Linked DNA regions of Homo sapiens: region 2 is linked to region 1. The links are chromatin contacts, found by Hi-C in ENCODE. All regions are on one chromosome and are shown on one strand. Each heading gives the region's core, a stretch centred on a gene start or an enhancer-like site at or near the end of the contact. The rest is flanking DNA. Distances are from core to core; before and after follow the strand shown.

The links. A loop is a pair of places that touch in the nucleus more often than their neighbours do. Pooled maps may share reads with other maps.
Region 2: a map of gastrocnemius medialis shows a loop between it and region 1 (5-fold over the local background). The contact joins the promoter of SLC25A18 here to the enhancer-like site in region 1. A Hi-C loop is called at or near these places in 1 of 168 maps with a recorded cell type or tissue (gastrocnemius medialis) and 1 of 50 pooled maps.

Annotation. Positions count from the first base shown.
Region 1 is chr22:17,469,194-17,474,794 of GRCh38, forward strand. The region is part of intron 1 of CECR2 (CECR2 histone acetyl-lysine reader); the gene reads left to right. Among named protein-coding and RNA genes, the nearest start is that of SLC25A18, 92 kb to the right of the region's middle. Within about 2 kb of position 3,083, at least 4 of the 41 ENCODE cell types and tissues checked have a DNase peak (open chromatin) inside an H3K27ac peak, as active enhancers do; they include gastrocnemius medialis, where a contact is called at or near this core.
Region 2 is chr22:17,561,819-17,567,681 of GRCh38, forward strand. SLC25A18 (solute carrier family 25 member 18) reads left to right here and starts at 1,680. Exons shown (of 11, transcript NM_031481.3): 1 at 1,680-1,895. It overlaps LOC105372850 (a long non-coding RNA gene), which reads right to left. Exons shown (of 3, transcript XR_001755420.2): 2 at 2,451-2,685; 3 at 1,879-2,295. RefSeq lists a silencer at 1,451-1,745.

The sequences.
Region 1 (5,601 bases), core at 1,833-4,332:
CAAGCAGAAAGGCAGCTGTGGCATCTGAAGGCATACCATGTGCCAGGCTCTGTGTTATGTGCTGACCTCACCTCCCTACACTGTTGCATTGGGGATTAGTTTTCTAGTATTTGAATTTTGGGGGACACACTGAGACCAGCAGTACTTTTCATGGTCCTCACGTTTACCTGCCATTCAACACACACCACCCTTCTAATACTAGGAGTTGAGAATTAGAAGGGGAAGAATTAGTTTCGACGGGGTCATTTCTCCCAGGGCTGATAAAGTATTCTTGGCCCGCGACAGCGCGTCATCACTGTCTCTCCCCAAGCAGGGGGGATGATTACTGCCAGTTTTTATCTTGGGACCTCTTTCCCATGATGGACAGCATACAGCGCATCCTCTTTTGATGATAACATTGTTTTTTTTTTTTTTTTCCAGTAAGAATCCAGTTCTCTTTTCTTCATTATAATCCTACCCAGGCTGTTCCTAATTGTCCTACCTTTCCAGATTTCTTCTTGATTGGATTTCAAGCATATCTGGAAATCTTCATTCACACGTTCACCTTAGCATTTCTTCCTTGGCGGTGACCTGCATGTTGCTGGAGTCCTGTGCTGTTGCCCTCTTCTCTTGCATGCCTGCTGGCATTTCAGCTGGCCTTTCAGCTATTGCTGTCCTCATAGCAGCATGCCTCTGCCGTGGCGTCCATCACATTGCATGGAAAAGGTTACTGGTTTTTTGCCTGTCCTCCCTCCTAGATCTTTGCTATTTGAGGGCAGGGTCCTCTTTTTCTTCTTTGTGTCCCCAGCACATAACAGAGCCTGGCACATAGTATGCCTTCAGATGCCACAGCTGCCTTTCTGCTCGTGTGGCTTCCCACTATCACAGGTCCTAAGATGCTGAGCTGATTGAATTGATTCAATCACAGGAACCTACCACACTCAAAGACACACACACTGAAATTATATATAAAATTTTCTGTGGGCCAGGCATGGTGGCTCACGCATGTAATCCCAACACTTTGGGAGGCTGAGGCAGGCAGATCATTTGAGGTCAGGAGTTTGAAACCAGCCTGACCAACATGGTGAAACCCCATCTCTACTAAAAATAAAAAAAATAGCTGGGCATGGTGGTGCACGACTGTAGTCCCAGCTACTCGGGTGGCTGAAGCTGGAGAATTGCTTGAACTTAAGAGGTGGAGGTTGCAGAGACTCCGTCTCAAAAAAAAAAAAAAAAGAAAAAAAAATTCTGTCTATGCACATTTTCATTATTCTTACACAGGAGACCAGGACACAATCATGTAAGAGCAACCAGACCTAGAACATCGAAAGATGAAGTCCCACGTTAAACTTCTAGGACCTTATCTCTGGCATCACTCACCATCCCCCTACCTTTTATCTCCCCTATTTCTGTTTATCCGTTAAAGATACTATAATCTTTTCTTTTCCTGGACAGGATTAAAACTTAACTAAAATTTTCCTTGTCCGTTTTTCTCCACCTGCAGTTAGTTGCAAAACCCTTACTGACTGTGTGTCTGAAACTGTTCTTTCATAATTTCTTTCCATTTCCACTGTCATTTCTAGCACTGGCCCCGTCACCTCTTCCCAGACTAGACCAGGGTTCTTCTCACCCTCCAGTCTCTCTCCCTAACTAACAGTGTGTTCTGCAGACCACATCCAAATTAACCTTCCAAGTTTGATTATTCTTTCTTTTCTTTGTTCAAAAGTCTTTGGTGACTCCCCAGTACTTAACACAATTTCCAACTAATTCAGCAGTGATCTCCTAGTAGCAAGAGAATGATGACTCCAAACCTCAGAGGCCTGGAGCTGTATTCCAAAGCAGCTCTGAACATAAATTCTCTAATGACATCTCCCATTTTATCTGTAAGAGTCATGCAAGTATTTAAGGTAAAAATATCATCCCAAACAACAAGCAACAGCAATACAAAGTCAAAGTAAAACTCTAGGAACCTGTGCCATTTTTACCCTGTGGCTTTTTATATTCCAGCCACACACCGTGGAACCCAGGGAACACTCACATCCTAATTGGAAAATTGGGTCTAAGCGATGAAGTCCAGATGATTCCATCTGGTATCTGAGGCTGTCTGTGGTCAGCTGCGAACCTGCTTTTCCAGATTTTGTCTCTGGCCATGCTTGTCCAGTATACTAGTCACCTAGTATAATTGTTCTAGTCACCTAGGAAATTGTGTTAGGTACTGGAAGACACCAAAGACTTTTGAACAAAGAAAGGATAATCAAAATGGATTAAACAAACCTAGAGCATGTTGCATAGTTTCCAACTTTCGCAGTGCTCAGGAATTGTTAATATGAGTGTGGGGTTTTTTATTGTTGTTGTTGTTTGTTTGTTTGTTTGATTGTTTCTGAGACACTCTGGCTCTGTCGCCCAGGTTAGAATGCAGTGGGTGTGATCTCGGCTCACTGCAACCTCTGCCTCCCGGGTTCAGGCGATTCTCCTGCCTCAGCCTCCCCGGTAGTTGGGATTACAGGCACCCGCCACCACTCCTGGCTAATATTTGCATTTTAGTAGAGACAGGGTTTCACCATGTTGGCCAGGTGGGTCTCGAACTCCTGACCTCAGGTGATCCACCTGCCTCAGCCTCCCAAAGTGCTGGGATTACAGGTGTGAGCCACCACGCCTGGCCATATGGACATTTTTTATGGGAGAAGACTCATGGAACTTCTTCTTAGCCTTTTTTAACTTCTGGAGACAGTTTTAGTAATTCACACATTTTCAGAAAACCCTATTCTAGATTTACACATATATTGGTATAATTAGTATTTTCCAGTTAACCTAATATTTAGAGTTGTAGTCATATTTGAGGGGAGGAGCTATTTTGGTTTCCTTTCTGTGTTACTCAGCATCGAGCCAGTGACACAGCTGTTTGATGCAAGGCTGAGAGGAATGACATGGTTCCAGCAAAGCAGCAACACGGACCTGGCCAGCCTTTGGGGACTCCTGGGATCCATCTCTTGGCCAACTGAAAGTGTTATGTAGCTGGTTTCAGGTCCCTCACCATTATACCCACTTGAGCTGATTTATACTTTACAGTGTAAATTGGCATGGGGCATGCCTTTGGGATTAAATTAATTTATACCAAGTTAGAAAGCATCAGCTGTCAAAGTCAGGGGAGCCTTCTGGAGGCCAGTGTGCTTTTTTTCTTTCTGTATTCTGAGCCCACACTCCAGGCATTCTCTCTTGGATAGCAGCTGGGACAGTCCTTCAAGAGGCCTGCTTTGCATCTCCTTTGTGTCCTTGCGGTTCCGGGTCCTATACAGAAGATCTCTGTCCTTTGACAGAGATACTACGTAGTAGTTGGTCCCCGTGCAAATTAGGAAGATTTGTAACCCTCTTACATAAAATACAACAAACACGATTTTTTTTTCTTTAAACATTTTCCCCCTCCTTAAATACACTCAAAGGAATTACAGTGACCGAATGGCAGTAGTACAGATCTGTGATCTCGATCCTTAATCAGAAGTTGAAGAAAAGAGTTTCTCTTTACTACCTCTTTAGCAAAAGATTAATGAAAATTTATACAGGGATTAGAAACACATCAAACAAGAAAAGGTACCTGTAATGTTATTTAAGAAAAGTTGTGTTAAATGGGTTGGTAGGGTTACAATAAAGGCATTTAGCAATATCCTGCATATGTCACTTGACTGTCTCCAGTCTGGAAATTATCTTCGTGTATTAGGCAGGCAGGACTTGCCGAAGTGCAGAATGGTAAACTGCTTTTCTTAAGAGGTATGTAAAGGCCCTGTTTCTTCTGCTTGTTCCCGCTGCTGTGAGAGGTTGGGGCTAGTCCCCTTGCTCACTTCTGAGTTGTTTTCCCAGCAGCCACTGCACGGCTCGAAGGATTTGTCGTTGAGGGTGGAGAAGGTGGAAGGATGTTGAACAGACTTTTCCCTAATGAGCTGTGATGCCAGCTGCAAAGGCGGCAAATCCTGTTACTCCCTTCAGCTACTCTCTGAAGCTGCAGAGGGGCAGTGGTAACTGGTCTCCCTGCCCTATGCTGATTAGCTGCCTTTTCTGCTGTTTTTCCCCCCTTCCTCTTCTGTCCCAGAGCATCTTGGCAAAGTTCAGATTTCTGTGCTCACAGCTCAATGCTCACAGTGAAAAGGAAATACAAAAGAGGAGGAGAGAAAGTGAGAAGAAAAGAGAGAAAAGGTTGGGGTGGAGGTTTTTAGTAGAGTCCCTTATTGCCTTAGTCTAAGACTTAAGCTCTGGGTTGAAACCTTAAGTGGTAAAGCTTTGTAAGTAGTAACCTGGATTTCCAAATAGTTCTTGCAGATAGTTTTATTGGCACATGAACACAGCAGGCCATATATTAAAAGCATTTGAATTTCTATCGTTTAGAAACCTCCGAATTTTGAAAAGGACACTTCGCAGTTTTTCCACAAACTATCATTGTGAGGAAGATGAAATAATTGTAAGATAAATGTTTTCATGTGGCATTTACTGTGTGCCACTGCTTCATTTAATCATTACAACCCTTGAAAATAGACACTTTTAATGTGAAAAATAATTTATTGTAGTAAACACATTTTAAAGTGGTCAGTTCAGTAATATTAAGTAGATTCACATTGTTGTCAAAGAGATATCCAAAACTGTTTCGTCTTCCAAATGCCAGCCGCATATCTGAAACACCATACCCATTAAAATAATGGGGAAACATTTTAACTGATCAGCCAGCATTTTAACTGTTTGGCCATTTCTTTTGTTCTGCAGGATTAAAAATAGCTCTCCTGTTTCTTTCCTTGGCTGTTTTGATAGAACATTCTTCCTCTGTATTTCATCACAGGATGGTGAGACCAGGGCTTGTATTTACTGTGCCTTGGTTTATCCATTTGGTACTAACTGGGGGGGGTTTATAGTTACTAAAGGGAAAGAGAAAAGGCTTTACTCTCCAGGGGTTCGTCACCTATTCTTGGTTCTCATCTTTACTGATTCTGCATTTTAAGTTCTGCTGAGCTCCAGGGGTAAGTTCAGCAATGTCTTCATCACCTCACAAGTTAGCTTGGACCTGCAAATTTTTGGGTGGGTTTTCTGGGTGGCTTCTGACACAGTAAACATAATATCATAGAATTATATTTAAAAAGCAATTTTACATGTTGAACCCTGTTTTTAATGACTTCATGAGTTAGTTACTATATTCCAGGGATGGTGAAATGGGGAATATGGTAGGTAAGGGAGAAGAGTTGGAATATTTAATAAGTGACGCAGAGTTCCTCTCCCTATGTGTGTCCTTTGAGGGACCATTTAAGCCTATTCGATTCTCCTTGGAAGAGCTAGTCCAGCATCCCTGATATTCTACTTTCTATTGTGTTAGAAGAAAAGGCACTCCTGACATTATTGCTACAATGTAGAAAACTTGTCTTGCCTCCTTGGAGGATAGTATTCTAGCTAGAACCTAGGCAGCGCTGGTGAAAATGGCCATGATAAAGGCGGAAGCCAGAAGAGGATGTCTGTGTGCCGAAGGCGGAGATGGAGAAAAAGGTAATTAAATTTCTTGGAAACCACATAGTAAAAGTGATCCTCTAAGGAGATGCCACATGAACCATACGGCAAACTTTATGCAGTCACCTCCTTGAAAACACCCTC
Region 2 (5,863 bases), core at 430-2,929, 91 kb after region 1:
ACGCTTGAAGGCAGCATGCTCGTTAAGTGTCATCACCACTCCCTAATCTCAAGTACCCAGGGACACAAACACTGCGGAAGGCCGCAGGGTCCTCTGCCTAGGAAAACCAGAGACCTTTGTTCACTTGTTTATCTGCTGACCTTCCCTCCACTATTGTCCCATGACCCTGCCAAATCCCCCTCTGTGAGAAACACCCAAGAATTATCAATAAAAAAATAAATTAAAAAAAAAAAAAGAATAACAAGAAACATCTATTCTCTGTTTTCCATACCCTAAGCTTGGTTCTAAGCACCTTATGTTCATTGACTTATTAAATTCTCACAACATGAAAAAAAAAAAAAAAGATAGGCTTTAATTTTTCTTGAGACAGGGTTTCACTCTGTTGCCCAGGCTAGGTACAGTGGCATGGTCTCAGCTCACTGCAGCCTCAATCTCCCGGGCTCAAGCAGTCCTCTCACCACAGCCTCCCAAGCAGCTGGGACTACAGGGGCACCCCACCACACCCAGCTAATTTTTTGTCTCACGATGTTGCCCAGGCTGGTCTAGAACTGAGCTCAAGTGATCTGTCTGCCTCAGCCTCCCGAAGTGCTAGGAATTACAGGCGTGAGCCACTGTGCCCGGCCTTTATTTTTTATAAGGAACTTAGCCATTTAGAGTGCTTCCAGATTTATCTTCTTCGGGCCAAAACCAGCAACAAATATATGTACCAAAAGTTAGCATCTTCCACTGGTTAACTGTTTCAAAACAGTGCAGTAGGCAGTGTAAATGTGGCTCTATTTTTGGAACTGTTACTGTTTAACGCTTGTTAAGCATCCTGGGTAAATATATCTTACACAGATAATCCTACACAGTGAGCTTCTTAAAATAAGAGCATAAAAGCTACTCGGGCAAGATTTAGGGAGACAGGAAGCTATACATTGTTACTGTAGATTAGTCTCAAAAGTTCTGATCAACTTTCTATTTTGACATTTGGAGACATCCATAGGTGCTTCTCTTGTTAAAGATTAATGTCTCTTGTCTCTAAACCAATTCGTGTTACTGGAAGGAAAGGCAACGCAAGTTTTATAAATCAGCCCCTTTGTGGGCTCCATTTTGCTATACTCTATGTTCTCTGAGAGTGCTACCAACGGAATTGAGAAAATAACCATCCAGACGGGCTATTTGGGGGCTGATCTTTACCCTGGAATCTTCCTGGAAGGTGAACGGCCTATGTCATGCAGTTGTTATGCAAGAGGTATCATGGGACCTTTCCTTCTGGGCGCTCATGGAGCCGCGGCAGAGCCCTGGGTGACCCAGCAGCAGCTGCCTGCTGTGTGGCTGCCTTCACTGTCCTCCCCCACAACTGCTGTTGATTTCTCTGCATTGACCCTGCAGATGTTTCCCTGGCCTCGTGGTGTTCCTTTGGACTTTTAAGGGACCTCTGTGCATCTATTTTAGTCCCCTTTCTGCTAGCAATGCTCACTCCCCTAGTTTCCTTAAGCAGTTTTATAAAAAACCTTCAGTGAAAAATACTAGCCAAGAAGGCGAAGGCATCTGGAAAATCCCCAGATTTGGCTATTGTGTGCTGCAATGCCAGCCCCCTTCTACAGCCATGACATGCATATCAATGCAGGTGCCCTTGAGACTCCTGCAGGTTCGAGAAAGCATGACATGCTCCCAGAATCCTGGATTTGGACTTCATTCTGGACAGCATATGACAAGGACGAGGACCCCTATTCTAGCCAGTTAAAGCTGGACAGAATTTTTAAAAGCAATGAAGCCAGTTCCTTGGATATATCCACGGGCTTTGCTTTGAGAAGGAACTGAGTAGGCAGTGAGAAGAGTCGAGTGAAGCCTGGCCCGTGAGTGCCTCAACAACTGAGATGAACGTCGACTCGCTTGCAGGCAAGTTGTCAGTAAGTATTTATTAAATACCCACCGTGAGCCTTGTACTTTGCCTAGTTACTAAGAAACCAAAAGGGGGAAAAATAGCCTCATCTGCTCAGAGTTCATAATAAACCTGTATTGTGAATACAGAATACAGAAAAACTGGACTCTAGTGAGGTGCTAGAAAGAGTGTACTGCTTAGCTGAGATAGCAGATGAAGGAAAAATATTTTTGGTTCCTCCCTGCCATGCAATCGTACCGGGAGGGTGGAGTGTTGGTGTTCTCAGCCCATTTAATTTGGATGGAGCTGCGGGCTCATCAGTTTGGGGACTGGCTTCATCGCTTGTTCTGTCCAGCAGTCGCGTCTTCTCGGACTCCTTGTTCCAGCTTGAATTCCTCTTTTGCCCTGGCTCCACTCTAAGACGAAGACTGTGTAATTCAGAAAATGCAGCGCAAGTAATTATGTCCAGTGTGATGCTAAACATTTCCCAAAGGCAGCGTAGATCTGCAGAAACTGCAGCTTGGGAGAAGTGATGGTGTTCCTCTCCCCACCACCTCAGCCTGCCCTGATCATTCTCACTCACATGATCTATTGTGATGTTCTCACAATGTAGCCTGGCCATCATCTGGGAACTTGCTGGAAATGCAGATTTTGGCATCCCGCCTAAGACCTTAAACTGAAGAAGGGCCTAGCTCTCTCTTGTAACTAGCAACAGATGCAACCTGCATGGTTCTGATGCAAACTGACCTGGAAGAATGGCCCTGGCATTTACATTTTGGTCCTTAGATGCAGGTAATCTGAGCTGAACATCTTCAAACCTGAGGCATAGCATAGAAAAAAGAATACAAACAGTTTATATAAAGTAAAAAAAATTTTTAGAAAGGACTTAAGTTGGCTGGGGCGCGGTGGCTCACACCTGTAATCCCAGCACTTTGGGAGGCCAAGGCGGGCGGATCACGAGGTCAAGAGATGGAGACCATCCTGGCTAACGTGAAACCCCATCTATACTAAAAATACAAAAAATTAGCCAGGCGTGGTAGCAGGTGTGGTAGTCCCAGCTACTCGGGAGGCTGAGGCAGGAAACTCACTTGAACCTGGGAGATGGACGTTGTAGTGAGCCAAGATTGAGCCAGTGCACTCCAGCCTGGGGGACAGAGCAAGACTCTGTCTCCAAAAAAAAAAAATCAGGCCCAGGCAACATAATGAGGCCCCACCTCTACAAAAAAATAATTGTTTTAATTAGCCAGGTTGATGGTGTGCACCTGTGATCCCAGCTACTCAGGAGGGTGAGGTGGGTGGATCGCTTGAGCCCAGGAGCCCTCCCTCGGGATGCTCTTATTTCTGCCTGCAGCCTCATTTGTCACTCTGTGCAGACTCATTCTGTTTTTGTTTTGTTTTGTTTTGTTTTGTTTTTGAGACAGTCTTGCTCTGTCACCCAGGCTGGAGTACAGTGGCACAATCTCGGTTCACTGTAAACTCCGCCCCCCCGGGTTCACGCCATTCTCCTGCCTCAGCCTCCCGAGTAGCTGGGACTACAGGTGCCTGCCACTATACCCAGCTAATTTTTTGTATTTTTTAGTAGAGACGGGGTTTTGCCATGTTGGCCAGGATGGTCTCGATCTCCTGACCTCGTGATCCACCCACCTCGGGCTCCCAAAGTGCTGGGATTACAGGCGTGAGCCACCACGCCCTGCCAAATTTTCTATTTTTTAATAGAGATAGGGTCTTGCCAAGTTGAAGTGCAGTGGTATGATCATAGCTCACTGCAGCCTCCAACCCCAGGGCTCAAATGATCCTCCTTCCTCGACCTCCCAAGTAGCTAGAACTACAGACACACACCGCAGCGCCTGGCTAATTTTTTGTTTGGGGTTTTTTTGAGTAATTTTTTAAAAAAATTTTTGGACAGGTGTGTTGGCTCACGCCTGTAATACCAGCACTTTGGGAGGCCGAGGCAGGCAGATCACCTGAGGTGGGGAGTTCAAGACCAGCCTGACAAACATGGAGAAACCCCGTCTCTACTAAAAACACAAAATTAGCCGGGCATGATGGGGCATGCCTGTAATCCCAGCTTCTCCGGAGGCTGAGGCAGGAGAATCACTTGAACCCAGGAGGTAGAGGTTTCAGTGAGCCGAGATCGTGCCATTGCACTCCAGCCTGGGCAACAAGAGTGAAGCTCCGTCTCAAAAAATAAAGAGATGGGGTCTTGGATGTTTCCCAGGCTGGTCTCAAACTCCCAGGCTCTAGTGATCCTCCCACCTCAGCCTCCCAAAGCACAAGGATTACAGGCGTGAGCCACCGCACCTGGCCTCTGTGTTTACTTTTTTGAGGACCTGCCATACTGTCTTCCACCATGGCTGCCGTGTTTTACATTCTCACCAGCAAGGGTTCCAATTCTCTACATCCGCACCAATGCCGATCTCTATTTTTTTGAACCATGCTTGTGGGTGTGACACGGCACTGCACCGCTGTTTCTGGTGCCTGCTGTCACCCCCTCATCTGCAACTGCTACTTTAAGCTCATGTCAGCTGCCAAACTTCTCTTCCCTCCCCGTCTCCTTACCTACCCCCTGCTTCTAACACTCTCAGTGGGGGGATAATGTATCTTCCTCCTGCTGATGCGTGTTTCAAATCTGATACCTGCCTCTGGCGTGTTTAATCACCCACCAAGCCCTGTATAATCTTCACAGAAACCATTCACATCTCTTCCCTCCTGTGAGCAGGCTGTCATTTTCTTTTTTTTTTTTCCAACTGGAGCCTCGCTCTTGTTGCCCAAGCTGGAGTGCAATGGCGCAATCTCGGCTCACTACAACCTCCGCCTCACGGGTTCAAGCGGTTCTCCCGCTTAAGCCTTCCAAATAGCTGGGATTACAGGCATGTGCCACCATGCCCAGTTAATTTTGTATTTTTAGTAGAGACGGGGTTTCTCCACGTTGGTCAGGCTGGTCTCGAACTCCCAACCTCAGGTGATCCGCCCACCTCAGCCTCCCAAAGTGCTGGGATTACAGGCCCGAGCCACCGTGCCTGGCCCAGCCTGTCATTTTCTCTTTTGCCTAGCTTACTGTGTAATCTCCCTGACTTGTCCAAACCACTTGGCACTGCCAGAGACCTGAACTGTCCCGTCGGGTCCCTACTCCATAGCATCCTCTATCAGCTTTCCATTGCCCACCAGAAAAGGTGGGAAGAAAATTAGCATGGGCCGGCCGTGATGGCTCACACCTGTAATCTCAGCACTTTGATAGGCTGAGGCAGGCAGATGGCTTGAGGTCAGGAGTTGTACACCTGCCTAGGGCAACATGGCAAAACCGCGTCTCTACAAAGAAATAACAAAAATTAGCCAGGCATAGTGGCATGCCTGTAATCGCAGCTACTTGGGAGGCTGAGGTGAGAGGATGGCTTGAGCTCAGAAGGTCAAGGCTGCAGTGAGCCATGATCACGACACTGCGCTCCAGCCTGGGCGACAGAGCAAGACACTGTCTCAAAAATAATGTATATTTTACAAAGAATTAGCATGTGAATACCTTTTATGTGCCAGGCACTGTACTAAGTGCACTACATCTAGATATGAGTCCCATCTCATAGATGAACAGGCAACACAGACAACTTAAGTAACTTGTTTAAGGTCACACAGCTAGTAAGCAGTAAACTAAGATTCAAACTGTTTCAAAAGCAATCCTATTTTCAAGTCCACTCTACAGCCTCATTTCAGATTAATTACAATCCTGTTACATGGATGTCCCATTCCCCTTTTATGAAAAAAGCACTAAAGTAGCTTCCCTAAAGTGTATTACTTCATAATTTAGGAGCTGGAATCTGAACGTGCATCTGACTTCAAAGTATCCAGTGCTGATTCTTCACCTCTCCCAGATCCTTCGCCTGGCAGCAGGGCCCTGTTTCATCTAGACCCAACGTGGTTTAACAGCCTTTTGCCCCAAATTAGACAATTTGCCAGTGGATCTCCATTTTACCTCTCTATCCTTGCTTTTATAATTCCATCAAC